4 separate regions of the Mus musculus genome follow, and regions 2, 3 and 4 are each linked to region 1. The links are chromatin loops, found by intact Hi-C in ENCODE. Cell type or tissue: left cerebral cortex. All regions are shown on one strand. Links, peaks and the distances in the headings refer to the core of each region. The heading gives the core; the rest is flanking DNA. Region 1 holds the start of Fgfr2 (fibroblast growth factor receptor 2). Region 2 overlaps Ate1 (arginyltransferase 1). Region 3 overlaps Fgfr2 (fibroblast growth factor receptor 2). Region 4 overlaps Gm33771 (a long non-coding RNA gene).

Region 1 (7,792 bases), core at 1,361-6,360:
TTCTCGTTGATTTCCTAAGAACTTTCAGAATGCAGGTAAACTCCCCTCTCCAGCAACTTTGCAATCTCAGGTCCCAGTAGGTCTTGAAGCAGAGTGCTGGGCCCACTGTCTCTACTAGCCACTACCCAGGAGTACCTCAGCTCCAGCTGAATGAGGAAGATGGCCAGTGCCCCAGGCTGACTCAACTTGAACGTTCGTTCTTCGAAGTCCCAGCCCCCACAGGAGCCCCCTCCTCAAACCTCTGTAAGGCGAGAAGTGACGGCAGCAGGTCTGCACAGCTCCTCACCGGAGTGGACAAAAGTGCTGAGCGACCTCCTAGGCAGGATAATTAGGTCCCAAGGCTCCGTGTTGGGAACACAGGCCCAGCATGCTGCTGGCGGCCACAATCCCAGCTTCCTGCCTTCAATACCATAATCCTTCCTGGAGGCTGAACCCCAGAGAAAGCCCCAGCGTGTTTATTTTTCCCCCTGAAAGGATACTCTCTTCTCAGCCTACGAGGGAGGAGTCCTCACCCTCACTCTGACGGATGGCTCTTCACGGCCACCCGCCCCTTGGGGTCATCTCCACACAAGTCTGCCTCCAAAGACAGGCAAAGGGACCCGGCCGAAAGGGCCCGGCTGGTGAGCTTGCGCAGTGTTATACACGTTTACACACTCTCCCCTGTCCTGCAAGAAGGCAGGTTAATTTAAGGCAAGCCCTTGGGGGAGGGGGGCGGTGCGACGGGTACTGCTACCTTAAAGGGTAGTTCCAGGATACCTCAGCGGGCAGAGCAATTGGCATTTTGTTCTCAAGTGGATTACTCCTGGGAGAAGTCAACACTCCCAGGTTAATACTAAATGTAGCCTCTCTACCCTGGTTCAAGGCTCCCTTACTTCTCCACGGGGCTGAATAGGGAAGGGAGCTGTCATGGGCTCATGGGGGGGGGGGACACCAAGGGGGGGCCCTAAACACAACGAAACCCCAAAAATATAAGCTGTCGTAAGTAAGACCATAATCCCTGACCTACTCTTTCAGTGGGTACTCCAAGCAGTTTGGGGTGCACATCGCCACCCCACTTCATTGTAGCATTTCTTTCATTTGTCAGCCTGAAATATCCTGTTTTGTCCCACTTCTTGGGGCGCTAAAGAGCTCTGAGAAATCTGCATTTTAATTGACATTCCAACGAGAGCGAGAGGGGCGCCTGATTGCTTTTCTATTCAAACTAAACAGGCTTTTCAGATGAAAATGAGTCCAGGCTGGTGGAAGATTTACAGGGATTTGGGACGCTTGGGACAATAGAGTTTTAAATGTTGATAGCGTTTCACACCAAACACATAATGGGTGCCGTGGATTTGAAAGCAAGTCTGCCTTTAAGGGTAGATTTTATTGAACTGGGGGGTGAGGTGGGGGGGAGAAGGAAGGTCTTGGGAAGTTTGCAGGGGCACGGAGCCGAAGCCGGCCTCCCGCGCCTGCCCCCTGGCCGCGAGGGTGGAAGCCAGCGCCACGCAGGGCCCTCGACCGATTCCCCCGCGCTGAAAGAATGAGCGCGCAAGTTAGAACTCGCCTGTGCTTTCAACATCTCGGCGCGGCAGCGGTCGGAGCAGCTAGGCGAACTAGGAAAAGTCGGTCCAGTTCGCCCCCTAGCCCCAGGCGCGCGGCGATCCCTCCTGCGCCAACCGCTGTGGCTGGTGAGGGATGGCCAGCACCGGAATCCCGGACCAGAGCCACTGCCTCCCTAAAGGTGTCGTCCCGGCATCTCCATCCCTTTGGGGATGTTGCCTGACCACACTCCAGCAGTTTCTTCCCAAGAAAGGATCTCTCATAAGGGTTTGTGTAGTACCAGGCTGGAGCTTCCAGAATCCAAGGACCAGGCACCCCAAAGATGCCCTTCCCGAACCGCCTATGGGCTGTGCCACTGGCAGGCGGCCCCACGGCGCGCCGGCTCTGAGCTCAAAGGAACGCGCCCAGTAGGCAGGACTGTGCCCGCCGGAGTCTGACAGGAAAGGGGTGCCAGCGGCAGAGGCAGATGTCAGCATTGGGATGGAGGTGCTGAAAGAACTCCCCCAAAGCCAGCCATCCGCATTCATCCACTCCTCCATCACCAATACAGTCAGAGACTGACAGGGTGCGCCCCCAAATAGGTTTACCCGCGCCTTCCTCCCGGGGATCCTGCGCCCCCGCATCCTCCCACGGCACCCACTTTCCCGGCTGGCGAAGCTCCCAGAGGCGTTCGGCACGACGATTACCTTGAATGGCAGCGCTCCTCTGCGCTCGGTGCTGCGCCGGAGCCCAGAGTGGATCGGGATGGAGCAGGCGATGATCTCGGAGGAAAACTCCAAAAAGAGAACGATTCCTTGGGTAGCAGCCGGCGCCAAGGTTCCGAGGCTTCACGCGCGCCGGGGATCGCAGAACAGCTAGGACATGACACCGGAGCTGCTCTCGGATCTGGGCAGCAGCAGAAGAAAGGACTGGAGCTTGGCGTTGCCTACTCCAAACTTTGCTGGCGAGTAGTGAACACTCGCAGCGCTCAGGAACGCTGAGGCCCGGGGGCTCACGCCCGGCCCCCGCCAGCCCGGAGAGCAGTCGCCACGCCGGGCCAGGAACACACAGGCAGCCCCCGCGCCGGAGCTCTGGCGGCCGCGCGTTCGATCGTCCGTGCGCCCGTTCCGCGCCTGCCGCCGCCGCCGCTCGCCTCTCCCGGCTCTCTCCCCTCGCCGCCCGCGCCGCCGCCGCAGCCTCCTCGGGCGGGTCACGCCCCCCGCTGAAACCCGAGCCGTTTCCTGGACGGCGGCGCCCGCTCTGCCAATCAGCGCCTCGCGCTGGGGCAGTCCCGAGCCCCGCGCTGCCCCCGAAGCCTAGCAGCCGCAAAGAGACACCCGCCAGGCAGGCGAGGGGCCCCGCCGCGCTGCCCGCAGGGGTGCACAGATGACCTCTCGGAACCCTGTTGGTGAACGGCCTCTGTACGCCACTGCCCCAGTTCCTAGCCAGCTTTGGTGCACAGTGGATGCGTTACGTTGTTTTATGTCAAGTTAGGAAACAAATGACAGAATGCTGTGCAACTTCAGACACCTTAGAATAGGTCTGCAGCATACTGGGGCCAGACATTTCATGTCATGAAGCTTTGAGGGTGGAAGCAGCGGATGTTCGTGGGAGATGTTGCGTTGTCTTGTTCCTCTGAACAATAGACAGGGGACGAGTGTTTGGGAAACCCTCCTTTAGGAAGGGAACACGTGAATAGGTAATTGTACTTATCCGCACATCTGCCTGCAGAGTAACAGAACCAGATTCTGACAAGAAAACTGAAGATCGGAGAGGTTAACACAACCGGCTGCTGGATGAGCCCTTTAATGTGGCTGCCATGGGAAAAGGCAATCTACAACAGAAAACATCTTTAATAGTATCAATGTAGGTTAACATAAAGAAATCCAAAGGAGGGCTGGAGATGGATCAGCAGTTCAGAGTGCTTCCTGCCTTCTTAAAGGCCAAAAGCCAGTTGCTGGCTAAATATCAGTCCCTCACAATGGCCTGTAACCCCAGTTGCAGAGTCATCCAAAGCCTCTGGTCTCCTTAGGAAACTGCACTCGTGAACACAAAGATACAGGCATATAGTTTAAAAATAGAAATAAATATTTAAAAGAAAGTAGGGCTGGAGAAATGGCTCCGTAGTTTAAGAATACTGCCAGAGATTGGTTCAATTCCCAGCATCCACTTGGCTTGCTCACAATCACCTCTAAGTCCAGTTCCAGGAGTCCCGACGCCCTCTTCTGGCCTTCAGAGATACTGCATGCACAATGTGCAGACAGACATGCAGGCAAACATCCATACCAATCAAATAAAATGAAAATTAATTAATTAATTAATTAATGAGAGGGGGAAGAAACTTGAAAGAGTCTAGAGAGGTGTTGGAGATGTAGCCTAGTAGTAGAACGCTTGCCTTGCATGTACAAGGCCTGATCTCCATGCCACCTAAGAAAGAAACAGAGAAAGAAACAAAGAATCAGAAACAGAAAACACACTCACTCTACCAAAAACCAAGTCATCTGACCGTGAGCAAATTGGATTCTCTCCCTGACTCTTACACTCTTCTGTTGCAAAGCAGGATTCTTTAACTAAATGTCAGGCCGGGCTGTAATGATTGGCATCTCCCATTTGTCTCTCCCACTAGACTACCTTGAGATCATTTATCTTTCAGTACGCACTCCCTTTCTCTCTTTCATCCCTTGAGCAGTTGTGTTTAAAGTCAAGGCCATATAAATTGTAACTCTAGCACTCAGAAGTGTGAGGCAGGAGGATTGCCTTGTGTTTGGGGGCCAACTTGGTCTACATAGTAAGTTTGAAGCCAGCTACATTTTGTCTAAATAAATTGAATCTTAATTATTGGGTCAATTATTGAGGTCCCAGACCTCGCAGGATAAAGAGAAGTTCGGGAGCTTGAAAATGGTTTCAGGTACATGCTGAGTTTGTGTCAGCCCTGGGCTATATAAGATCCTGGCTCAAATAGGTCACTAAGTTCAGAAAAGCCTTAGACTCTCTCTGGTGCCTAAAGACAAACAAAGCCAGACAGTAAAGTCCACCTGGGACACAGGTTTGAAAGAGGAGACGTACCAGAATCCCTAATACTCTACCTTATGCCATTTACACACACGATTCCTCAGGCCCCACATGATCAGATCATCTTTGTTCACAGCATAGCCTGGGAAACTTATATGCACATCACTAAAAAGCAAGGGGTAGCAAATCCATGTTCAATGCCTCAGGCAAATACTTATGAAATTAGAATTTGAAAACTCAACAACAACAAAAATAACAGCCGGATTTCCAAACGAAATGATCTGTTTATGTCTAGTGGAAAGGGGTGTGTTTTGAATGAGTTCTGTGGCCTGGGTGGGAACACCTCAGCCAGGTTGACACTGAGCCATTCAGTGTCAATGTGTGCTCATTCCCTAACCTGAAGTCACAAGGGAATGGTCCTGCTCCAGGCTGGCACTTCTATCTTTATGATCCCCACTGATGAGAAACTCCGTGTCTCAGGACAGAGCTCTTTCCCTACTGCAGTGGGCCCACCAGCCATTGAAAATGAGGTTAACACATTCTCACATAAATTAATGGCCCAGGAAGCCGCTGTCCCTGTCTCCCCCACCCCATTCATCTCTAGCTTTATAGATGCTGAATAGGAGGGAAGCCCTTCCGCTGAAAACAAAAACACCTTCTTTAACTAACGTCAGAGGCAGCGTGCAGAATTTGTTCTGTATGAAGATGAAAAGGTAGCCACCGTCCAAAGGCCCTGATTGCCAAAGAGCACCTTTTTTTTTCCCCCAAGTTAGGAAAGCCACAAATCCACAATAGGAAAATTTTAAGTTTAAAAAAAATTTTTTTAAAGCATGCTTTGAATTTTTGAAAAATAAAAAAATTCATTTTGCATCATTTAGACTTCAAGTGACCTCAGTGGTCCAGGAAAGCTTTCCTCCCAGCCAGGCGTCTGAATGAGAAAATCATCTCTTTGCAGGATTTTTAGCCCCTCTCCCTTCTTCAAGTGGCTGGAACCCCTTTTGTCAATGGCCTCCCGTGAATGCTGTTACTAATAAGCCTATTAATGAGTTTCCACGGCCGAGTGTGAATAGGTAAATAGGGCCCGATCTGTTGAGGTTTTGGGGGTGAGGGCAGAAAAGCCAGCAAGAACTCAAGGTGACAGTTTGAACTGAAGGCAGCTAGGCGGCAGGTTTCAGCTGAAAGAAACCCCAGACAAGGCCACATTCTCCACCCTCCACCCCCTACGGGGCCTCCTTTCTTCCCAATTTCGCCCTTTTATAAAATGTCTTGAGTAGTCGCCCTTTTCTCTTTCCCCAGAAGGCCTCATGACGCCCCCTCCCCCACCCCTCTAGGAATGATATGTCAGTGGAATGAAAGGGAACTGAGGGCAGCAGAAACCAGCCATCCTATCCATCCTGAGGAGCAAACGGTCAGCGCATCCCTGGGAGAGAAGAGGAGGAAAGGGGCCGCTGGGTCGCTCTCTGTTGAGATTCGGATGTTTAATTTTAGACATTTGTGTTTTAATGGGTTGTGTCTCCTTCACCCTGTGGAAAAGCTGGTTGAACAAAGGCTGTGTAGGACTGCCAGTGTGGGCCTGGCTCCAGGCTTTCTGTCTTTACATGACATCTCTATAAGGTCCTAGGCACGGCTGAGTTCAAGCTCATGGTCCACAGCCAGGCAACGTGCTCCAGGATGAGAAAGGAACCCAATCAGTTTGTGGCATTTCAAATATATATTCATATACACATACACATATACCCTAGTGAAATGCCGTGTGTGTGTGTGTGTGTGTGTGTGTGTGTGTGTGTGTGTGTCCCTCCCCATATTCACACTGAATGTCATCCAGGATTCTAAAATATATATGAACCTACTTCCCTGGGAATATAGGAGATATAGGGACTATAGGGTCATGGCCAAACATAGTGGTGAATACCTGTAATCCCAGCACTCAGGAGGTAGAGACGAGAGAGTCAGAGGTTCAAGGACAGCCTCACGTAGAGAGCTGGGCTCCATGAGACTCTGGCGTACGAAGAGTAATGTCCTCCGAGTAGGAGCATCTCCCTTTAATGCCGAGGGGTTGTACTCTTCAATAGTGGGAGGCCGTGTGGCAGCTCCCACTTCTCTGTTAGGTCCTAGCATGTGTGAACTGGAGCTGTGTGAACTGGAGCAGTGTGAGCTGGAGCAGTGTGAGCTGGAGCAGTGTGAACTGGTACTTCAGTTCCTTGAGTCATCTGTTTGCTCCATAGGTAGCAGAGGAGCTCCTCTATGTCATAGCTGTCACACAGACTCCAAAAAGCATGAACAGATGAGGACAGGACAAACACCAGGCTACTCCCAGGGGTTCCCAGAAACGTTGGCACATGGGAGAAGCCATGTGTGTGTCCTATGATAATCACCAACCATTCCCATCTCGCAGGACCATCAAGGATTGAGCTTGTGGCTGCCCTATCATTACTGTGCTATTACTAAGAATTAGTAAGAGCCTCCATTAATATATTCTGGAGCCACCACTGCCAAAACACCCTCCCACCCCAGCAGAACGGCCCAATGAGAAACACCCAAGAGGTCGGCCTTCGCACAGCCTTGGTTACACAGAACATGGTTTCCAGAGGGGACTAAGGCAGCTCTGTTCCTGTCAGTACCTGCTGTTTCTAAATCCCTGGGGATATTGGAAGGACTTTATGGGGCTGTGTAGAAGGCACACATAAGGATATATTTGGCCCTGTGGAGCACCCTGCAAGGGGGGAAACAGCATAAACACAAAGATCCAGCAAAACTGATGTACCTCTTCTCGCTGGAGTCCACACAACAGGGTTGCACATTCTCCTACCCTTGCTGGATATTTGAATAAGTTCATAATTTTAAAATGTAGAGGAAACACCATAGGTAGATGGTGCGGACTCTCATCTCAACACTGCCCCCTTCTGCCTTGTGCCCAATGGACAAGGACAAATTCCTGCCATCTGCTAACCTGAATCTGAGAAGGGAACCAGTTGGCTCGCTACTTAGTTAAGGCAGCCGCATGCACAGTTAGGATGCCATAAGTCCCTTGGTGGTTGACAAGGACCATGGGACAACAGAAATCACATTAGGTCCAGGCACCCGGGTGTGACTTTCTTCTTCTATCCTCGTCCCTTAGCCTATTTGGCTTGAGTCCACATGCATGGTTGTCAAATGGGCTGGGATTCGTATGGCGCTGTGCTCCGTACTATTTGCATAATTAAGGTGCCCCCACCCCCGCTCCTCTAGTCTAAAAGATAAGCTTATGATGATCGCTGGCAGG
Region 2 (7,792 bases), core at 1,552-6,551, 210 kb after region 1:
CAATAAAAAGACTTTACAAAGTAAGGCTCTTTCCAAACGGTATACCAAAAGTAATAGAAGTCCAAACGTGGACTCTCCCAACTAAACAGTGTTTACTGAGCACTACGACCCAACCTTGGACTGCTCAGTGACTGGTCTGAGCTTCCTTCACTGCTGTTCAACCGGCAACTCCTGCTCTTACAGCCCTTCTTACAGGAACACATATTCCATGGTGACATAGCAGACTGAGAACTCAATGAATGCCGAGATCAAACAAGACTGATGTCCCCATGGAGACTAATCCACCCCAGGATTTACTATTCAAGGTTTTTCTGAAGCATTCACGCACAACTAATGGGCAATGAAAACTGTCAGGGAAGATGACCCTAATTTTGAACACAGCTAAGAAGGTCTTGGGAGGAATGATGAATAGTTCTACTCGCTGAAGGAAAGCTAGCTAACCCAGCAAGAAAATAGCTTGAACTTTTAAGATCCCCAAACTAACTCAAGTGTGTGCAGAAAAATCTTGAACAAGACAAATCTGTGGCTTTTTTCTATTCAGTGTTTGAATTTCTACTTTAAGCGTGCTTTCTTTAGTCTCAAAATCCACTTTTACATTTTAGTCACCCTGGGGTCCTATAAAGGAAGACTTCAGTGACTGTCATTTCATTTCACAAAGCAATACACATCTCCAATTTCTACTGTCTCAACAATCACGTGATGCCCAAAACCTAACTGAGGAACGTCAACCTCCTGACCAATCAGCTTCAGGAGAACTGTCTGGCCACATATGCAAGATGCTTGCATTGTACTCACCACAGCAAACTCAAGACAAGAAAGGATGTCTTCAGTTCAACTGTTGGGCCTTACTGGCAGCTCTGCCCGAGCCAGAACTGCCCAACAGGCCTTAGATGCAAGGGAAGGGAACAGCTATCAAAGGACAATCTAGTGCTTTTGTTCCAGATTTCTAATTGGTGCCTTTGAGTAATAACACTCCCAAGTCAAGTGTATGGGACACAATCTGAAACTATAGGATTCTTTCCTTACATATACAGCTACAAGAAACAAAACCCTGCTCCTCTCTGGTTTGGCCCAGTGGTTCAAGCCACAGCCCTGTCTTCCTCTTCTGATTATCATTATCACCAACAGACTGCTGGCCATCACCTACAAATAACTATGTTTTCACTAGGTCCCTCCTGCTTCCTGCTTTACCTCTTCAAATAAAGCTGGGCCTAAGTAATAGACTAAACCAGGTAAAGCTTTGCTCCCACCAGTTCACTGGCTGGCCATCTCCACAGCGCTCCAACTCATGCCAGCTCTCAGCACATCTGCTCCTCAGGGTACTCCACACTTAGGGAAATTATCCAAACTCCAGCTTAACAGCTCAGCCCCTTCCCTTCATGTCTCCATGGCTTCTTTCAATTCTCTCCCTCCCACCACTTCTCTTTCCAAATTCTGGCCGTTAGCAATACCTTACCACAGGAAGCTGCCTCACACTATTATGCTGACATAAGAGAAGTGAAGTCCCTGGGTCCTCCCAGAGTGTTTGCCTAAGTCTCTTCAGAAAGCCAAGCAGTTCGCCATTCAAAAAATCTTGAAAAATGGTTTGAAAGCTTTTATTCATGGCTTGTTAGCTAATATTATGAGGATTAATAAAATAATGCTAAAATATTAATTAAAGCATATCAATTTCAATACTGATAAGTCACAGAGAGGAAAACACAGCAGAGTCTGCGTCTGACTCATGTCATCTATTACAGTCTCTCTAAGATCATCCCTGCTCCTTCTGATTGCAATGACCATTCACCAGCTGACAGAAGTAAAATTCTTTCTGGCTTCTGGCTATTATGAATAATGCTGGTATAATCATTCATGTATGATTATTTATGTGGATACATATTTTTATTTCACTTAGGCATAATCAAAAGAAGTTTTGAAATTATAACGTTAAATATGATATTTTGAAAAACAACTGAACTACGGCTCTACATTTTGTTTTCCTATCATCAAAATAAGAGAGTTCTAATTTCTCTACATTGTGCCAATCTCTCTCTGTCGTTTGATTCTATTCATTTAATGAGTTCATGGTGATTTTTCTCTGGTTTTAACTTCCATTTCCCAAATGAATATCAACAGACTGTTTCTCTGGTGTTTTCTAGACCTCTGTCTCCCCTGGAGAAGCACAACATTGAGTAACTTACCCACATTTAACTAGGTTCTACTGCTGTTATTAGAGTGCTATTGTATTCTGCTGGTTCTTGATGCCAATTTAATTACATTCTCCATCCTCTTCAATTTAGTGAACTTTGTAAAATACTCCAGAATATGCTCTGGCGTGGTGTACTTGAAAATGTACCGATTTGAAATATCACAATGAAGCCCATCACTTTGTATGCTAACTTAAATTTTAAAGGGGGGCAGTGAAGGAGATGTAGTTCAGTAGCAGAGTACTTGCCTGGGCTATTCCATGCCCTGAATCCAATCTCTAGTACTGGGAGAAACAAAAAAACAAAGAGGAACAGCTGGGAAGCCAGTTAAAGCAGGAATGCTTTACAAATGAGCCATGCTATCTGTAGTTTATGACTTGCTTGACTTCAAACGTGGCTTTTTGTCACTGAGGAGTATAGTATTGATAGACACCAATTAAGTAAAACTGTGAGCACATTGTTCAAGCCTTCTAAATTATCTCTAACTTCATCTAAATGTCCTCTCAAAGTATCAAGAAATTGTCCTAAAATGTTTAAGTGTCACTGATTTGACAATTTCTCCTTCTCCTTCACTTCTTTTAGTTTTTATTTTTACTTTGAAGGTGTTATTTTTAATGATTGCATTTTAGAATACACTTGATTTTTTGTTTCATTATGAAGCATCTTTCTGTCTTCAGTTTCTATCAGACAAAGACTACTTTGTTTGATTTAAAGACAGCCCATCCAATGTTCTTACGATAAATATTCATGGGAATAACTTACTGCAGCCTCTTACCTGTAAGCCATCCGTATCTTCATATTTAAGTGTAGAGCTTGCTTTTTATTCTTTTATCCAGTCTGACAATCTCTAATTTTTAAATGGAGTATGTAGTCCTACAGTGTAAAACAACATAACCACTGGCCACATATGGCTATTGAAATTTAACTAGAACAAAACTCTGAAATTTTTAAGTATAATGCAATAGCTATGTATACTCAAAAAAGTTTGAAACAATGCAAAAATAAAATTTCCCATGCAGCCAAGTTTGATTTAGGCTTTTATATTTAATGTAATAAATAATTGGACTTAAGAGGGCCATCTTGCCATTGGTCTTACAGTTTTTTATTTTTGTTCCAGTTACCTTATTTGACTTTTTCTACTTTTTAAAATCTTTAATGAACTGAAAACAATCTACTACTGTATCTTATCTTCACTATTGGATCATTCACATTATCTCTCTGTAATACACATAATACACATCTCATAATGATTTTCACAAGGGAACAATTTTGCCTCTTTGGAACTTTTGGCAGTCTGTCATCATCTACAGGACTGTGCTTATCATGGTGAAGAGTGCTACTGGCATCTAGTGGGCAGCAGCAAGAGGTGCAGCTAACTTTCCAACAGTGATCAGAGCCACACAGCACCTCCCAACCAAGTGAAGTGGTAAGGCTCATAAACCCTGCTCTCAAGTTCAGTAAATCTATCTCTAATTACCCGCTTCCTTCGTGTGAGAATCTTGAATGTGAGCATCTCACAACTGTGTCATTCTGTCTCCTTCCCACCTTGCTTTTCCTGACTCATATTGTGAGATGTGGTTCTCAGCTCCTAGCTAGTCTGATCTACCCGTCTGCGCTCAACTTTCATCATGAGAGGTAGATACTCTGTGAGAATATAAAGAATGTGATAAGCACAGTCCTGCATGTTACAGATGCTAGCTTCTCAGTAAGTATTATAACTCCTAAGAGAGAGGACTTGAATCTGAAATGAAGAATCAGAAGGACATACTTGAAGAGATGCCCAAGTGTGTGTTAACTTGTGCTGCAGCTTCCTCTGTTCTCTAAACATGACAAGGAGACCACAATCTACTGCACTGGCTGGCAGAGTCTGACTCTGAAGAGAAAGTCAGGAATCTCTTGACCTCTGATACAGAGTCCCATTTATTTACCTGCACTTAACTGAAGACATCTGTAAGCGGTGCCACACAACATGTAACTCAGACTCAGAAATATCTCTAAGTCAGAAGTCCCCTAAACCTAGCAGGTAAATGTTCATCAGCAGCTACACACAATCACACAAAATTAGAACTATAATAGAAATGCACTGTCTAGCTTGACAACATGATAAAAGGTCTTTTCCCATAAAGCTTAATGACTGCAATTGGTCTTCATGAGTGAAAAGGGTTAATCCCACAGAGAGAAGTAACTGACTCTACACACATGGTCCATTCAAATGACAACATATCAGATTACTGACGTAATTACTATAACCTGACAATTTCATTAGATTCATGTGGCAGTTAAATGGCTAGGACTTACAACAAAGGGACCTGGCTCACTCACATGACTTCTTATGGACAAAGTGAAGCTTAAGGTTGGCTATGTGAACTTCAAGTCTCCTACATTTTACTGTCTTTGCTGGAATTATTCTTGTTTTTTAAAATTAGGAAAGTGCCTATCTCTGGTTAAAACATAAGCTTAACAGTAAAATTAACCATGTAGAAGAGAGGCTTCCAGCATTCTCTTGCCTTGCTTAGGATTGCCTCTCAGACAGTGTAGTGAAATAGAACCAAACCCTGACTGAGCTCAAAGCTACTGAAGGAGATTTGGGGATGGCTGCCATTCGAAGGGCAGCATCTGTGGAATTCCAAGCTAATGGACTATCAAGAGAAACCCTCAAGGTATTTACTACCAGAGAATCGTGGGCGGGGTGATGATTTTTAATTATTTCATCTTTCTCCTGTATACCCATAAGCCTAATAAAAATTTGTCTTAGAAATCAACTTTGCCAAGAAGCTAGACATCTCCAAATCACCAAGAAAAGAAAACAGAAAATACTAACAAGCTGTCACTCAATTCTGGTGATGATGCTCTTCCTTCACACTTTCCATCAAAGGCTGCAGGTTCCATATACTCAGCCAGTATTTAACCAGAGTAGTGACCAGGGATTTAAAGACCTTCAGTGGTTGGTCCACTGTAGGGTAGTAGGTAAACTCCAAGCCCTTTCTGCAACTAATAACATCCAAAGGTAAAAAGACAGAGCTTCTGGTCTCAAGTAGGCTCGGTCAAGCTGAGAAGACAAGAGAGCTAAGTATATTAAAATACAAACAGTAAACTTCATTTGCTGTCAGATGAGTACTGTCAAGTTATGAATAACTAACCTCATTCATCTAACCTCACTCAGTACACCAACTTCATTCAGTCATCTCTCCATCTATCCACCCATCCATCCATCAACCCATTCAAAAAAGTATTTACTTACGCAGTACCTACTATAATATAAACATGGAGAAACAAGGTCCTCTTCTCACTGAACTTACATTAAAGAGAAATTAATTGGTGAGACCCATTTAAAAGCATTTTTGCAAATGGTCAATATCATCTAAATCAGCAATTCCTAACCTGGGGTTGTGACACCTTTGAGGATCAAATGATCCTTTCACGGGGTTCACATTATCAGACATCCTGCATATCAGCATTTACATTTGACTCATAACAGCAGCAAAATTACAGTTATGAAGTAGCAATGAAATAATTTTATGGTTGAGGTCACCACAACATGAGGAACTGCGTAGAGTATCACAGCATTAAGAAGGTTGAAATCTCTTATATTTTGGATGTGAGCCTAGCCTTTAACAGCTGAGTGGGCTGCAGAGATGGCTCAATGGTTAAGAGCATTGACTGCTCTCCAGAGATTCTGAGTTCAATTCCCAACAACCACATGGTGGCTCACAACCATCTGTAATGGGATCTGATGCCCTCTTCTGGTGTGTCTGAAGACACCTACAGTATACTCACATATAAATAAATCTTTAAAAAAAAAAAAAGAACCAGGGATACACAGAGAAACTCTGTCACAAAACAAAAAAAGAAAAAAAGGAGAAGAAGAAGGAGGAGGAGGAGGAGGAGGAGGAGGGAAGAGGAGGAGGAAGAAGAGGATGAGGAGGAAGAGGAAGAGGAGGTTGAGAACCACTAATGATCTAAGTGTTAACTGACCTGGGATGTGGATCTTCAACTTCAGCATCCTTTCTAAAATCCTATACATGGAAGCAACTCTACCTAACATAAGTGTTTTAAGCTACATTTCTCATATTACTAAACATAATTACATTATCATTTATCACTTGTACTTATTTTATCAACTATTTATAACATTTAACATAATTTTATTCAAAATATCCAAGATTTTTATTGATTCTAAAATATTAAATAACCCTTTTAGTTTTCCTACACTGCCTTAGTTTTCAAAAATTTATTCATTTGTGTGTATAAGAGTACATTTGTGGGGCTGGAGAGATGGCTCAGCGGTTAAGAGCACTGACTGCTCTTCCAGAGGTCCTGAGTTCAAATCCCAGCAAGCACATGGTAGCTCACAACCATCCTTAACAATATCTGGCGCCCTCTTCTGGAGTGTCTGAAGACAGCTACAGTGTACTTACATATAATAAATAATTAAAAAAAAAAAAAGAGTACATTTGTGTACTTCTATGGATGTGTACTTCATGCACATCTGTTGCCCAAAGAAAACAGAAGCGGGTGTTGGATTACCTGGAAATGGAGTTATAAATAGTTGTGAGCCACTAAGCAAATGCTAGGAAACTTACTCAGGTCCTCTGTAAGAGCAGCGAGTGATCCATCTTTCTAAGCCCTAAATTACCTTTAACTACATTTATTTTCATGTACAAAATTAAGTCTCGTTATACAGCCAAACAAAATTTTCTAGCCTTTTCTGTCTGATACTTCTCACTTCTACGGTCAGAAAGTACTTTCTCAACTTTGGCAGATAACAGAATGTAAACTGTCTCCAAGAGTCTCGTGATTTCATGTTTCTACTATATTATTTAAAATTTTATGTTTCCTGTACTATGCTCGGTGCTGACCACAAATCACTTTATTTAATTATAATAACCTTGTGTTCCTCCCATTTTCAGATTGGAAAGCAGCAGGCCAGAGAACTTAACTTGCCCACAGGCCCCTCACATCCCTCTCAACTCAGAGCCCAGCACCCTTTCACTGTCACTCTTTGCTTCCATCTTAAGACTGAGGGATTAGAAAATGTGACCAAACCAGCTTCTCTGATATGGTCCACTTCCGCTGGTGATGATTCAAACTGGTCATAGGTCATCACCCATCACTAAGAAGAACAGCTCACAGTCAGCTATTGGATGGATCACAGGGCCCCCAATGGAGGAGCTAAAGAAAGTAACCAAGGAGCTAAAGGGAACTGCAACCCTATAGGTGGAACAACATTATGAACTAACCAGTACCCCGGAGCTCTTGACTCTAGCTGCATATGTATCAAAAGATGGCCTAGTCAGCCATCACTGCAAAGAGAGGCCCATTGGACTTGCAAACTTTATATGCCCCAGTACAGGGGAACCCCAGGGCCAAAAAGGGGGAGTGGGTGGGTAGGGGATTGGGGGGGTGGGTATGGGGGACTTTTGGGATAGCATTGAAAATGTAAATGAGGAAAATACCTAATAAAAAAATAAATTAAAAAAAATAAGACTCAGAAAAAAAAAAAAGAACAGCTTCAGTAATCAAATGAATACAACATCATAGAACAGAAAAAGGAACAACTCTCAATGTGTGATGCAATCAGAGACAGTCTCAGAATATAAGGCTAG
Region 3 (7,792 bases), core at 1,684-6,683, 75 kb before region 1:
TGACTCATTCTGAATCAGGCTCACAAGTTATGCTTGCAAAAGGCATGTAATTTTTTTTAATTTTTAAGATCTTTCTGGCAGTCTTTCCACACAAATAGGCAAAAATCATCTCCCAGTAGAAATATAGTAAAAATTCACACCAGATAATCAGAGGCAAGAAGCTACAGCCAAACAAGTAAAAGTCTGCCCAGTAATGAGACAACACAGACCCCAGGGAGCAAAGAGCCAACAGAGACTGTGTGTAGCCAGGATACTCTTTATAGGGCCATCATCAGCTTGCCTCTGCATCACTGGACCCTAAAGTTCCTAGCTTAGTTGTTAGGACCCACTGTGTGCTAAGACCAGTGAGGAGGGGATGCTGAGAAATCTCAGAAGACCACAGTTCTGAATGATGGTAATGGCCAGAGGCTAGTGGCACATCGCAGCTTCTGTGGCCTGTCCTTGGGAGTCAGTACTCAGCACATAGAGGCTTACAGGATGGGTTGTGACCACAGGCATTTTCTGGAAGGATATCTAAGGGTTTAGCCATGGTCCCCTTTGGGGAGAGAGATCAAGACTTGGGAAGCAAAGCAGGAAATGTTTTCTGGAAAGATATCTAAGGATTTAGCAGTGGTCACCTTCGGAGAGAGAGTGAGAGATCAAGAATAGGGAGCAAGGTAGGAAACAGGTCTTATTCTAGAACTTTCTACATCATATAGATTTTATTACCCTGGTCTTGTGTTTCCTTTGTGTTTTAGTAGACATTCTTTCTTTAGCCAAAATAGCATTTGGAATAAAATAAATATGAACAGCAGGAAAAGAAGGCACAGGGTTGAATTATGCAGACTTCAGTTTAGAAACTAGCAAGACGCCCGATGGCACTTCTTTTTTGTCCCCCCCACCCCAGGCTGTTTTGTGATGTTTCCGCATCCTTCAATGTGTGACCTGGTGATCACCCAGGGCCAAGATGCCCTGGCAGGCTACATCCTGGTCAATGGTACCGTGAAGTCAAGGTCAGATTCCGGGGGTCTATGTGAGTCTCAGGTGGTCTCAGAGTTAGCAGGACAGAATGAAGACAGCATCAAGTGCTTATTGCTGAGCTGGGACAGCCATAGCTCACCAGTCTGCTCTACAAGGTGAGTTTGTTCTGATTTTAGATGGCATACACCTGAATTGCGAGTCTGATTTACAAAATGGGACCCTAAACTGCCAGCCAGGATAGCCTGGAGTTCCAGTAAGCAAGACTATATATATTTTTAATGTAGGAATTAGAGGAGAAGAAGAAAACCATAGAGCAGCAAGGTCCCGCTGGTGACCATGACTTAGGGGTTACCTCAAAACAGAGAGATTTACCATCCAGTCTGACATCAACTACTCTGTGGAGGACCTTTGACCCAAACAGAATGCACAGCACAGGCCTGGGGTGCAAGTTTCCCATACGCATACCCACCCCACAACAGAGCACCTCCACAAGGTTTTAAGGGCAACATTTTCAAAATGGAAAACGGGGAGAAAAAAAAAAAAAAAAAAACTAAACTAATACGGAAGAAAAAAAAAAAAAACCTTGGCAGTCGTTGCTGCACATTGGTATCAAAATGTAAAACTGCCTTCATGTGTGGGAATTTTGTTCAATACACAGTGCAGATTCAGGTTCAATGTACAAGCCTGGAAAATACCTTTGTAAAAAACACCCAGAGTGGGAAAGGGTAAGAAAATACGCAAAGTCTCTGAGCATACACTCTGCTCTCCCTGTCTACAGAGGTCCATCTTAATTCTACCTCCATGCGTTTTACTATACTTTTAAAATCCTCTCTGGGGCTATAAAGCATGACTGGCTTTCTCTTCACTCGCCTCTCCTCAGAAAGGCAACCTGTCTGGAGGGCTTGGCAAAATCCCCAGCAGGGGTCCCTGGAGGAGCCTGGCTTTTCAGGGGCTCCTTCCCTCTGAATTGTGGCCCCACCGCCCACCTTGGAAGGTTCCTCACACCACTGTATTACAGACTTCCTTTCTTCTCTTTCTCTTGTACTTATAACTTCCCTCCTCAGATAGTTCTCAATCCTTAATCTAGAAACTTCCATTTTGGAGTTTCCCTTTCAACGCACTTAAAAACATCCCACTGTTAGAAGTTCACTTATAAACAATAAACGCTAACACTGTAGTAAACTGTTGCTCCGCCCCACCCCCATTCCCCACCCCAAATCTTGGCAGGCGGTTTTTAGAAAGCCGCACACTCTTCACAGTCTCCAATTCGGCAGCCTTACATGCCGGGATCTCTTTACCACGTGCCATAAATCAAGCTTTTAACTAAATGTGCTTTTCATATATTTCCACGGTACATATGGGAGATTAACGGAGGAAGTGGGTTTTCTCCCCTTTTCTTTTTAAAGAGCCACCAAGTCATAGCCGTCTCCCTTTATGCTGGATGAAGCTGAACATTCAGAGGGGACCTCACAGACAACAGCGCAGGCGGAAGCAAAGACAGTACGGGGAAGGGTGAGTCAAGTTTGTCTTTATTCCTGAGAATTGACACATGCCCTTGGACTACAGCAGACTTGAGACACCCTCCGACTCCCAGGCAGCAGATGGAGCCTTCCACATCAGAACAGAGGGCCAGTGTGTTCTATCTTAAGTCTAGCCCCACACACCTCTATGGACAACAGAAAAACCTGCACCACACCAAGCTTCAGAGAGTTTCTGGGAGTGGAGTTTTTTGGTTTTGTTTTGTTTTGTTTTGTTTTTCCTTCCATAACAAAATCTAGGTAATTGCTCACACTGCCCCTTAGACAGCTTCTACCTCCTCTGGACTCTTGAATGCCCTGTCACAACAGTAAAAGTACCTGACTCAGGTGTTCTGAACCTACTTATAGCTCATCAGCAAAAGTCTAGGGTGGATCTCAGCCAAGGCAGCATGTCTTTCAGGGGCTGAGAGAAAAGACAGGCCAAACTGGGGACAAGGAAAGCGATCGATCCCTAGGAAAGCGAAGACTCCACTCGGGTCATCCACAACTATCCAGCTGCCCAAATGTTTCCCAGAACCGGTACACTGCAACTCTGGATCGACTACACCTCGTACGATGGAGATTCCAGGTCACGGTGCTGGGATGCTAAGCAGTCAGCACTCACTTTCACTGAGTTTCATATACTCTAAGACCACGAATACATTGCCCTGAGAACAGCTCTGGAATTAAGTGTTCCCCCCAGCCCACCCTGAATAACCATGGGTCTCAAACGCATTATGAAATTGCTCTCTGGTTTTCTCAGCTACCCATGTCAATGGCTGAGGCTGGGAACAAACTCACTACAGTCCTGTGTGAGACTGGGGGATCGGGTAGGCTATGCACTCATCTGGACACAGACAGATGGATCTCCATCTTGCCCTAAGCAAACTTCTGGCTCCAGAAAGAAGCTGAACCTACCCAGGAAAGCTCCTCCACAAACAAGCACTCCACAGAACAAGGCTTCCTCCACCCCGCTCTGCACTCACATACGGCCCACCTCCCCAACAAGGGACTTGTGGAAATCACAGAAGGCAAATCTTTCCACTTGGACTCAGAAGTACACAAAGACCACTGCCCAGTGACCACTGATGGTCCAGTTGGGTCACAAGGTGCCCTTCTCTAGACTGACTATTGCCATTTAACACTAGGTACCAAGAAGTAGAGGCAAGTGCGCAAGCGCTTACAAAGTGCCCAGTCCTAGCCTTGGGTGAGAGAGATGACTCCTCCTTAGAGATCCCACAGGCTACCTACCAGGCTGTCCCACCAAAAAGTTGCGTATCTTACTCCAAGCACAATGTCTCCCAAAATTAATGTTTACTAGAAAGACTATAAAGAATTTATTTGATACAGAAAACACCCCCCACCCCCTCCACCCACAAAAAAAAAGACCCTACCTTTTTAAAGTGAAATGCCTGTTTTAAACAAGTTCAGGGCAGGGAAGCAAACCTCAAGGAGAAAGAAGGATCAAAACGCCTGCCTTCCTTGACCTGAGAGCAATCCCTAGGAGCTATATTAAAAAAAAAAAAAAAAAAAAAAAAAAAAAGCCGGGCGGTGGTGGTCCATGCCTTTAATCCCAGCACTTGGAGGCAGAGGCAGGCGGATTTCTGAGTTCAAGGCCAGCCTGGTCTACAGAGTGAGTTCCAGGACAGCCAGGGCTACACAGAGGAACCCTGTCTCAGAAAAAAAAAGAAGAGTCAGGCTTGGGAGCCGACACTTGGAATCCTAACAGAGAGGAGGAGAAGGAGGAGCAATTGGGACCCTGGGGCTCACAGACCAGATAACCTAGCTTACTTGGCTAGTTCAGGCAAGCAGGTGAGAAACTTAGCACACACACACACACACACACACACACATACACACACAAAGAGTAAGGAGTGGACGGCACCTGAGGAATGACACCCAAGGTTATCATTTGGCCTCAGCACACTTTCTGTACACACCTACACACTTTCCGAGCACGCGCTTGTGCACATGGAAAAAAACAGCATGAATAAACAAACCAACTTTTCTCGTTCTAAAACAAAGACAAAGATGGAGTGAATGGAGAGAGGCTATGCGCCTCCTCGCCGTCCTGGGCAAGGGCCAGGGCATGGATGCTGCATCATATAGAAGCTTGGGCCTACACAAAATAAAGCCTAGCCTCTTAGTGCCTGGGAGCACCCGTCCTCCAGACATCTGATTACAGGCTCATCTGTCGCCAGGTAAGGCATGCTTGGCATCCCTGAGGAATTCACTCTGTCATTAACCTATCTGCAGGCCTCCAGCTACAGCCCAAAACCCTCTTTATCCAGACTCATGATAAGCATCTCCCCTCCTCCTTCTCCTCCTTTTCCTCCTCCTCCTCCTCCCAGTGGCCTAAGCTTTGGGAAATCCTTTGGGAAGAGGCAGTTAGTACCATACTTCCCCATGACTTCTAGGAAATGCTGGGGTATTATCAGTACCTTTTCAACCCATTTATCTCCCAGAGGCTTCCTCATGCAGAGAGCCTGGGCCTCACACATTTGTTATCCAGCGTCAGCATGAAGAAACATTTCAAAAGGACCTTCACTAACCTTGCAGCCAGTGGCAAATGGGCAGGCTTTCTCTGACACGAAACTGGCTTAATTATTTTCTTTGGTGATACTGAGGCTTGGACAAGCTAGGCGAGCATGCCAGCACTGAGCCACACTCCCAGCCCAAGAGTCCTGATTTAGGCCCATGCACTAAAAGAAACTGTGCACTCAGTAAATAACAATGAATACAAGAAGAAAGGGAGGTAAATGAAAAAAAAAAAAAACAACTTTTCCCTCCGGTCACACAGGGAATATAAAAACAAACAAAATGGACAGCTTAGGTGGACAGAAAATGAAGAAACTCAGTTGGACAAACAGAAAGGAAGACATGCTGAATCCATGTGCCTGGGAACTCCAGGGCCTCTGTCTTTTTCACATGAAGCAAAAGGAAGAGCGCTGTAATAGGTGTTAATTCTTTTTTTCTTTAAAAGCGATGGAGTCAACAAAATCGGTCATCAGATACGATGACCTGACTGAACCTGACCTGTTTGATTCCTGGGAATCACGTGGTAGAGAAAGGTGCTGGCTCCCATGTAAGTTGTCCCCTGGCCACCATTTCAAAAGGACCTTCACTAACCTTGCTATGCCATGTGCATGCCCCCACACAAACGCACACGTGCCCAAGCTACATAAATATATAAATGTAATATATAAATGTAAAAAGATGGAAATGGAAATGGAAAATGGAGAAATAGAAAGAGTTTTCTTTAAAAGTGATGCAGGCTGGAGAGATAGATGGCTCAGTGATTAGGAGCGCTTGCTGCTCTTGCAGAGGACCCGAGTTCTAGTCCCAGCACCACATCAGAGAGCTCACAACTACCGGCCCTCCAGCTCTGAGGGATCCAGTGCTCTCTTCCAGCTTTCCAAGAGCTCCAGCACACATGTATAAACACACACACACACACATCAGTTTTTTAAATGATGAAATAATTAAGGGTCAATGGCCTATCTACCTCAACTTATGGATTTTACTTCTTTTCTCTATTATAAAAACAAATGAGACAGGACATTGCTCCCTTTACTTAAACTCCCTAGACCAGAGTCCAGATGTTAAGAATGGCCCAGGGCTAAGAGATCAGGAGAGGCTGTGAAGGAGTAGCCAAAGGAGTGGCCAAAGGAGTGGCCATTCAGCCTGAAGCCTTAACACTATCTAGCCAGGTAAGAGTTTTATTAAGGACTCTTCCAGCAACTCATTCAGGCAACCAACTTTAACTTCAGCACCATCTAGCTTCTATGGTCCCACAAATGACAGTGGTGTCACTCAAAGTAGCACAGCATTCTCAGGATTAAAAGGAACCCAACTGAGCCTTTTTGACTCCACATTCAACAGCTGGCCAAAGGCTGCATCTGACATATGCTCCAAATTATATCTTAACCCTCTGCAAGAAACACCTGTTGGAAACGAGGCTTCAAGGACGTTGACAAGGACCTGCTCAGCCTGTAGTGTGAAGCTAGGTTGAGAACAGCCAAGGCCCTGTGTCCAAGCCACTACTGACCTGCTAGTTCCCACCTTGTCCACAGAAAGGGCCCAGGAAAGGCAGGGTTGGGTTGAACCCAGAGATTCTTAAGGTATTACACAGTATCACCCGAGAAAGTGTTTAAAATGCAGACTCTTACAGATCCATTCAAGAAGTACTAAATAAGAATTTCTAGGGTTGAAACTAATGAATATGCAGTTTTAACAAACACTAAGATGCACCTCCCCATAGCACAGGCCAGGTTGTTCATTTCCATTGCTAATTTAAAAAAAATAGTGACAATCTTATCAGAATCAAGTTCCGAATCTTATCATAAAGATTTACACCCACACATGCCTGGCTCTTGGAATCCAGGAGCAAGTACAGAAGTCAAGCATTTTTTCCTTATCCACCTTTGAAGGGCTTTGTTTTATGGCACAGGGAAGGTTCTATTGCCTTACCTCCCCCAAAGCCAGCCATCAAAGATCAAGCTCAAGGTTAAAGGTAATTTTCTCCCTGTTCTACATAGCAATCATCGTATCTGGGGGCTGGAGAACTGGCTCAGTGGTTAAAGAGTGCTTGCTGCACTTCTAGAAGACCAGAGTTCAATTCCTACCACCTATGCTGATAAACTCTAGCACTAGTGGACCTGACACTCTCTTTTGGTCTCCACAGGCACCTGCACACATGTACTTATAACCTAAATACAAACACACACACACACACACACACACACACACACACACACACACACACACACACACACACAATCATCCTATCACTGAATCCCTAGCCAAACCTGTAACAATAAACTATACGCATACAGCGTTTTAAAAACCAGACAAAATCAGCCAAAACCCAGTTTAGAAGACATCACAGACCACTTTTATGCAAGCATTAGTTCAGGTATACCTCCATCCTCTGTTTCTGATCTCTACTTAAAATAGTAAATCAAAGAAAATTAAACTCTCTTTCCTATGAAGGGTAAAACTTGAACCCGAACATCTGGCCTCATACAGAAGCAATGGAGCCAGACCAAATGCTTGTTCTCCCAAAGGAGCCGTGAGCTTGAGGGGCGCAGAGGGCATGGCCTCCTCTGCCCATCCCACTGGGCAGCTCCAGTCTTCACACTCTTGTCCTTTAAAACCAGAGCCAGCCTACCAAGCCCAGAGCAGCATTGTGACTTAATGCTCTTTAGTCCCAACCGCTGACTGAACCTCCACACAGTGGCAGATTAGAATTGCCTGCAGTTCTGGAGCTCACAGAAGTTAGGGGGAAAATCAGAGGGAAGAAGATCCAAGAGCTG
Region 4 (7,792 bases), core at 1,334-6,333, 110 kb after region 1:
ATGTATGATGTATATGTATGTATATGTATATATATGATGTATATGTATGTATGTATATGTATATGTATGATGTATATGTATGTATATGTATGATGTATATGTATGTATATGTATGATGTATATGTATATATGTGTATATGTATGATGTATATGTATATATGTGTATATGTATGATGTATATGTATGTATGTGTGGGAGTCAGAAGACAACCTTGGGTATCAGTTCTCCTCTTCCATCTTGCTTGAGACAGTCTAGTTGGCCCATGGACCTTCAGGGATCGCCTTGCCTCTGCCTCCCATTTTAGCACAGGAGTTCTGGGATTGTGGATGTGAGCTGCCACGCCGAGCTTCCACGGCAATCCCTTTCCCCACTGAGCCATCTCCACAGCACTGTCCTGTGACTTTTGGGACAGGGTCTCACTCTGTAACTCAGACAAATTCACCATACTTCTGCCTCAGCCCTCCCAAAGCCTGGGATTCTAACCACGTGGCTGCACGTCCAGCTTGAATGCTCCATTCTCATCCTGGAGAGCGAGTCTTCTCCTTTTGGAAATGGGAGATCATGGCAGCTCCTCGGGGTCCATCGAGGCTGCCTCAATGGTTCTCAGCCACCATTTGCTTACATCTGTGGTTCTGCACACACTGACCCTCTGTGTGCACTTTCCCTACATAGCAGTTAAATCACACTGCTCCCTGTACATGCCCAGGTCTTTTGCCTCCAGCAGGGCTGGGGCTCCATTCCTTCTGCCTGGGTGGCCCGGTCCGCTTTCATCTCTAAAATTAACATCAGGTCCAAGAGCTCCTCTCTTGGGATCCCTCTATGCTTTCTTGAGGATACAAAGGATCTCACTTGTACTCTTAAGAGTAAGTTTGCATTCCATCTCCTGGTCTTGAGTTCATCCTCTGAGACCTGGAACTTCTAAGGAGAAGTCATGGTGGCCACTACATCCCCACATTTTTCCAGTGACTCCTGGTATTGATGAACTCATGGTTGCAAGCACTCAGCACATGTTTTTTTTGACACTACTTCAACAAGGCCCTTCCAGCTCACCCTGTTCAAAGCATCCTTGGTGCTACAAGCACCATCTAGCAGTCTTGTTTATGTATTCCTTCACTGTAAATGGTTTGGGTTCCCCTAGCATGTAACACTAATCTGTCTTACTTACCCCAGTGGCAAGGACGGTATCTGGCAGGACAGATGCTCAGACAGTTGTTGGGTGAATGGATCAGTAAGGAAATGAATGCCAGCTGGGCATGGTGATATGCATCTGCCGCCACCAGCTAATGGGGAAGCTGATTTGGGAGCGTATCTTGAGCTTCTGAGTCATGAGACAAGCCTGGTCCACATAGCAAGACTTCATCTCAAATCAGTAGTAAAAACAACATTAAAACATTTTTTAAAAAGGGATCAGATATAAATAAACAAGTAGATATACTAAGATTTTTTTTAAAAGAAATGGATGAATAGAGTTGGCATGTGTACTTACTTCTTTGCACAGTGCTTATGAATAACAAGCAGGTTGAACACCTCGGACCCCTAGGAGAGGCATCAGTCCTCGGGCCCCTAGGAGAGGCATCAGTCTGCATCAGAAAGATGTATTGGATTAGTGTTAGCTCTGTCTGTCCAGCATGTGCCCTGGGACCACATCCTTCTTGCAGGACAACTGGAAATAACATGCATCTCTACTGGACGATGTGGACTCCTCTCTGTGCCCAAACTCTGAAATGAAATGAAGAGTGCATGTCAGGCCTGCTCTTGAATGTCTCAGTAGCATACAAGAAAAGTGGCATTCCTGTAAAAGTTGCAGAGGCCATGGGACTTTAGGGCAAGTTAACGCAGTAATGAAACCGCCAGTTACTGTTTAGCTGGATTTCAACAGCACCCCGTCCCAGACGTTATCAAGGAATAGCAGAGCATGAGAAATTCCAAGGGCAAGTGGAACCGGAAGAAAAACTCTTAGCAGGTTTGAAGCTGTCTTCTGCATTTGTGGGGGCAGACTGGCAAAGTTTCCTTCCTTCCCTCCCTCCCTCCCTCTCTCCAAGATCTCCAATAGATGTCAGTGGCCTTTTCTCAGGGTGAAGCATGGTTCACAAGAGCTCCAATAGCTTTGACGTCAACACTAGAACATCTTGGCTTTCATGAACTTGAACTTATGAAGAAAAATTCAAATTAGGTGGAGATTATGCGGATCCCCTTTAAGCATGTTTTGTTGTTGATGGTGGTGGCGGTGGTGGTGGTGGTGGTGGTAGAAGTATATGAAGACCAAACCTAAAACAGGCCTGCTCACAAGTACCGATTTCCATACTCATTAGGCCAGGAATTCATTACGCAAAGCAATTGTTCTACCAAGAGCCAAATGCCCTCCTCATATGTATCCTGCCCTGCTCAGGGGTTTGTCCCACCTTTGTTTGTAGGAGCGAACTTGTATTTGGTCCCTTCTCTTGCTTTCATCTAGACAAGCAGCTGAACATGAAGGTCCCTTAGCACACATGTCCACATGTTGCCTGCATACCTACTCACCTATCTGTCTACTGGGTCCAAGTGACCACACAAGCAGGCAGAACAAAAGGCACGCCCCTTGGAGATGATCCTTAGTAACTGCACATCTGAAAGCAAACAGATTGGTACTTCCCTAGGGTTATAAAGCAACATTCTTTTATATGCCTTAAATTTACAACTTCCCTTTATGGGTGTTTCCGATATTCTTAATGCGTGAAGAGCCTATGAAATTCAATGTGGTCTAGTTTGGTCTCGCTTCTTGGGAATGCTTCCTAGACATTCCCCAGTGCTGTGTCAGGGAAGAGCAAACCCAGTCTGCATTCTGGATGTTAGGATGTTGGCACTCACATGACACACAGGACTCTCAAATGAGCCCAGTCTTGCGCTCATTTGACAGACACTCACAGGCACCATTCCCATGGACCAGCTGTGACGTTGACTTCCTAGGCTCCCTAAGAAATGGCCAAGGAAGAAGGGATTTAGGTAGTGAAGACAATGGAGTGCTTCTGAGAAGGCCTGCTGCAGACTTTAGAGATTTGAACTCATGGAACTGGAAGAAATGCAGGCCTGGTGGCTGGGAACAGGCTTCAGTGAGGATCAAGAAAAAACAGTGTGGAGAGAGACAGCTGGGCTGGATATTATGGGGTGCAAGAATGAAAGATAAGCCTTCCAGGATGGGTGGCCTTATCCTCACTGGATACATGGTAAGGACTTGCTGAGGTATAGAGGATGTGCTGGGCAGATAACCCCAGTGTCTGTATACTGTGGCTGAAGAAGTGTGGAGACTGACTGAAAGCTGACTACCAAAATCCATATCCCAGGGGGGTCAGGCTGCCCTAGCCCAACAAGGTTGGAAGTGCAGAGGGCACCAGAAATGAGGACGTTACTGCACTGCGTTCCACGGGGGATAGCAACTGAATCGTGAGATTCGCCGTCACAGCGTCCTGAGCTTCAGAAGAGTGCATTCAGGCCTATTCAAGTCTGAAGAAAGCAAAGCCAAGCCATGAAAATCAAAATTGATATTAAAAACCTAGACCCAGTGAGAGCCACCCAAAGGCGCTCATTTGCATGGACAATCAGAAGTGGGGGGGGGTAGGGGGGGACCAAAACAAACAAGGGAGTTCCTTCTGCCCCCTGGTGGCTTTGGGGAAAATTGAGGAAAAGGGCAGAAAGAGAGTAAAATCTTCACTCTGTACCCAATGTCAACTGAGTCAGGAGCTGTCTGAACAATGAAGATGGCAGAGAGCCTCCTCCCCACAGCAGCGCATCCTGTTGAGGCTGGAAGAGACTGCTCCTCTCCACTGGACAGTGCCCGCGGACAAATCTCTAGCTCAGCTCCTATGGGGAGTTGGTGAGCTGCATGTGCCCTGTGAGCCGAGCATTGGTGCCAATGCCAATGGCCCGCTGCCCCAGAGGCTGGATGCCCAGCTCAGCACGTAGTTGACTTCACCTCAAATGAGGCTACAGCAAACGGCTTTAAATACAGAAGCAGTCTTTGGGGACATCAGTTACAAACCCATTTTTTTCCCAGGGTCATTCTATACCTCTTTCTGCTGCCCATTTAAACAGCCATCTGTGGCACTACACGATGACACTCCTCCATTCCAAAAAGCATGTGTCTGGTTTCCTGACCTACTTAAGATAGCTTTCGGCTAACCTGGGTGGCTCAGTGAAACACTAATTTCAAGCTGCAACGCCTCCTCTGGAATATGCCTGCCTGCAGATGAATAATACAGAGAAGGGAAGAAAGCAAGAACAGTCGGGGGCAAGCTGGAAACAGTCGCAGGCATTTTCAGTTCGAATATAGCAACCTGCTGAGCAAGGCAATCCCACAGCCCATGAAATGGGGCTGATTTTCCAGACAGCCAGTTGGCTGGTTTTGTCTCCAACAAAACAAACAAAAATATGCATAACTGTATGAGGCCTTAAGCTCATTTTATCCTCCCCCACCCATTATGCCACAGGGATCCATGCCGAGGTGCCCTGGAGTAAGGCTCCGCCTGGGCTCCTATGAATAATTGTTTATGCATGTTCTATTAGGGAAAGACAGCCATTAGTAAGTGCTTACCATTTTAACACTGGTCTGTTCTTTGTGAAGGGCCATTTGAAATGGATCCTAATTACATGGTCTCCGAGACCTGTTTCAGTCTTGTGAACGTGCAGATAACTGTAATTATCCAGTAACAGAGGCTTCTTATTTCTTAAACGACTCTGAATGGCAATGTTGAAATGGCACTGGGTGTTTCTTAGGTTAAAGTGAACGCATTTTAACCATTTCCTGGACAGCTCAACAATCTTAGCTCTCTGATTAGCTTGAAAGGACCGTGTGCTCAAGAGCCGTTGGAGATACGTAAGGCCCCAAACACTGGAATAATGACAGGCTTAACACTTGGGTTTTTGTGAAACAGTCGGAGAAACGGGTCAGCGGTTAACAGCACCGTGCTGCTTTTGCAGAGGAGCTAGGTTCACTTCCCAGCACCCACATTTGGTGGCTTGACGCCATCATCTTTAACTTCAGTTACAGGAGATCCGATGCCCTCGCCTGGCTTACATGGGCATTGCATGCACACGGTGAAAATACACACGCACACGCACACACACACTCATTCTCTCTCTCTCTCTCTCTCTCTCTCTAACACACACACACTCATTCTCTCTCTCTCTCTCGCTCTCAAACACACAGTCATAAAACCTAAAACTTTTAAAAGCCTTTCTTTAGGGGCTAAGGGGTGTAGCTCAGACAGTAGAGTGTACACAGAGCCCTGGATTTGATCACCAGCACAGCATAAACCAGATGAGGGTGTAAGTCTGAAGCCCAATCCCTGGAGAAGTAGAGGCAGAAGAATCAAGACTTCAAGGCTATCCTTCTTGGCTACATATCAAGTTCAAGGCCAGCCTGGGCTACAAAAGACACAGCAGCAAAAAGATTTTTAAGGGGGGGGCTAGAGTAATGACTCATTGGTTAAGAGTACTTACTGCTCTTACAGAAGATCTGGGTTCAATTCCTTGCACCTACATGGCAGATCACAAATGTGTAACTCCAGTCCCAGGGAATCTAATGCCCACTTCTGACCTCAGGGGGCACCAGACACTCATGTAACATTTTTTATATATAATGTGTGTGTGTGTGACACAATATGATATATATCATATGATATATATTATATATGTTATTTAACATTATTTATGAAATAATATTATATATCACCCATATACATAAAATGAAAATAAATATTCTTGAGGGGGTGAGATAGCTCAGTAAAAAGCATTTGCTTGTAGAGAGAATCTCTCATGTACTCTGTGAAAGTATCACCTGTCAATAAAAATCTGATAGGCAACGAGCTGAGGCAGGCTTAGAAGGTGGAACATCTAGCAGAGAGAGACAGGAATTCTGGGAGTCAAACACAGGAGGTTCACCACTTGGACTTAGAAGAGACAGATATCTGAAACAGAAGAAAAGTAACCAACCATGTGACACACATGGAATAGAATAAGCAGGTCACACAAGTTACAAGCTAGTTGGGGAACAAACCCGAGCTTATGGCCGAGGCATTTATCCATACATAAATAGCCTCTAAGTCATTATTTGGGAACTGGGGCACGGGTGAAAAGCCCGTGGTTACTCTTGCTACCAACCCTGATGTGCTGAGTGTAAACTCCCCAGGCCCCGCATGGTAGAAACGGTGGAGAACCTATACAAAAGGGAACCCTGGATGCCCCAGTAACACAACCATATCCTACTAAGGACACTTTACTAGAGTGTGAGATAAAAAGCAACAGCATAAGCCAGTTGCAGGAGAGGAGATGGAGAAAAGTAACAAGAAAACCAGGCCTGTTTGAATAGGGTCCAAGACAACAGGCACACCCCGCACTGGAGATGCATGCATGGTGGATGAAAGGGCTTCAGAGAAAGAACGAGACTGTCCAAAGGGAAAGCCTGTTACTAAGAAAAAGAAAACACTCCCAAGAAGAAGAGTGGGCTAGTGACCTCTGGGGAAAGCTCCAAGAGCACTGGGCCACTAGGCACATGACCCATCCTTGACCTCTGTGCATACGCTCTGCTCAGTAGATGAAGACCAGGTCTGGAAGAGTTTCAACCTTTTTCTGCAGAAGAAGCCTAGAAATGCTCTGATTGAATGAAGCCCAGCAGGAGAGGGGCTTCTAGTCTTTGTTGGCCAAAGGGCTTTTGTTTGTTTGCTTGCTTATTTTGTGACAGGGTCTCTCTGTAGAGCCCTAGCTGTCCTGGAAGCCTGCCTCTGCCTTCCGAGTGTTGGGATCAAAGGCATGTGCCACTGCTGCCTGGCTGTTATTCTACTTTTATTTACGTTGTGTATTTACATGTGCATGTCCACATGTGTCACCGTGTACACGTGAAGGTCAAAGGACCTTGCAGAATTTGAGTTCTCACCTTCCATCATGTTTGTCCCAGGAAAACAATTCTGATTACCAGGCTTGGAAGCAAGAGCCTTTCCTTGCTGAGCAAATCACCAGCCCAGGCTCTCATGCTACTACTCCTGACGTGAGGTTTCCAGTCTATCTTCTTGCCTTAGTCAGAAGGCATGTCTGCCCAGGCTCTCCATCCACAGGTATCCACACGATCAGGTACAGCAGGGTGGCATTAATGCTTATCTTACACACAGCCGTGGCTGGCCAGGCATGCTGTGTCCCCACCCATGAGCTTGTCATCTCTCATTCACTTCCACATTCCCATTAGAAAATTCCCACCAAGCCCATGCTCCTTCCTCTACTCTAAGTCCTTTGGATAAAGCATTCCAGTGAGCATTAGTTATTTAGACATTTTAGTCAGTAAAGGGTCTTTTGTTTTTCAGCTGCACATGTGCGTGTAAGTGTGTGTGTACAGAGGCCAGAGGTCAACCTCAGGCATCTTCCTCAATGGCTACGCACTTTGTGTTTTGAGACAGGGTCTCTCGCTGACCTGGAACTCACCAATTAGTCTAGAACGCCAAGCCAACAAATCTGAGGAATCCTCAATTCCCTACAACAGCACAGGCCTATTCTAAGCTTGTGTGCCCGACTGACCCATGTTCTTAGCCCCTCTTTTTGAGATGATCAATGTTCCAGATGGTACAATGGCTGGAGAAGCTTGATTTAGATGAGACAGAGACAAAGATGAGACAGAGACAGATGATACTGATACAGACGATATAGAAGCAAAGGCGAGACAGATGATACTGATACAGATACAAATCATACTTAAATAATCCACAACATAATGGTTTAGGAAACAAATTGGGTAATAGAAAATAAACCAGGTAATAGGGGAAAAAATACA

The links. A loop is a pair of places that touch in the nucleus more often than their neighbours do. Peaks named below come from ENCODE experiments on the same cell type or tissue, not always from the same donor. Only the 100,000 strongest peaks of a DNase experiment are listed, where the experiment ranks them.
Region 2: it touches region 1 in a loop (4-fold over the local background); 19 of 42 quality-filtered maps call a loop at or near these places.
Region 3: a loop joins it to region 1, with 2.2 times the contacts of the local background. A loop is called at or near these places in 6 of 42 quality-filtered maps.
Region 4: it touches region 1 in a loop (2.8-fold over the local background); 10 of 42 quality-filtered maps call a loop at or near these places.

Annotation. Positions count from the first base shown.
Region 1 is chr7:130,263,569-130,271,360 of GRCm38, forward strand. Fgfr2 (fibroblast growth factor receptor 2) reads right to left here and starts at 3,240. Exons shown (of 18, transcript NM_010207.2): 1 at 2,226-3,240. RefSeq lists a promoter at 2,573-2,798. In left cerebral cortex, for the core only: CTCF peaks have their summits at 1,477, 1,680 and 3,748 (motif pointing left); DNase peaks (open chromatin) are centred at 1,647, 1,959, 2,166, 2,684 and 2 more places; H3K4me3 peaks cover 1,842 bases; H3K27ac peaks cover 1,438 bases.
Region 2 is chr7:130,472,630-130,480,421 of GRCm38, forward strand. All of the region lies in intron 8 of Ate1 (arginyltransferase 1), which reads right to left. Among named protein-coding and RNA genes, the nearest start is that of Ate1, 43 kb to the right of the region's middle. In left cerebral cortex, for the core only: CTCF peaks have their summits at 3,532 (motif pointing left) and 5,838; a DNase peak (open chromatin) is centred at 3,541.
Region 3 is chr7:130,188,331-130,196,122 of GRCm38, forward strand. The region is part of intron 9 of Fgfr2 (fibroblast growth factor receptor 2); the gene reads right to left. Among named protein-coding and RNA genes, the nearest start is that of Fgfr2, 75 kb to the right of the region's middle. In left cerebral cortex, for the core only: no CTCF peak of the experiment used is centred there; no DNase peak of the experiment used is centred there.
Region 4 is chr7:130,377,300-130,385,091 of GRCm38, forward strand. It overlaps Gm33771 (a long non-coding RNA gene), which reads right to left. Exons shown (of 3, transcript XR_378532.3): 1 at 2,521-7,792; 2 at 1,166-1,719. Among named protein-coding and RNA genes, the nearest start is that of Gm33771, 8.8 kb to the right of the region's middle. In left cerebral cortex, for the core only: CTCF peaks have their summits at 3,655 (motif pointing left) and 5,031; a DNase peak (open chromatin) is centred at 4,234.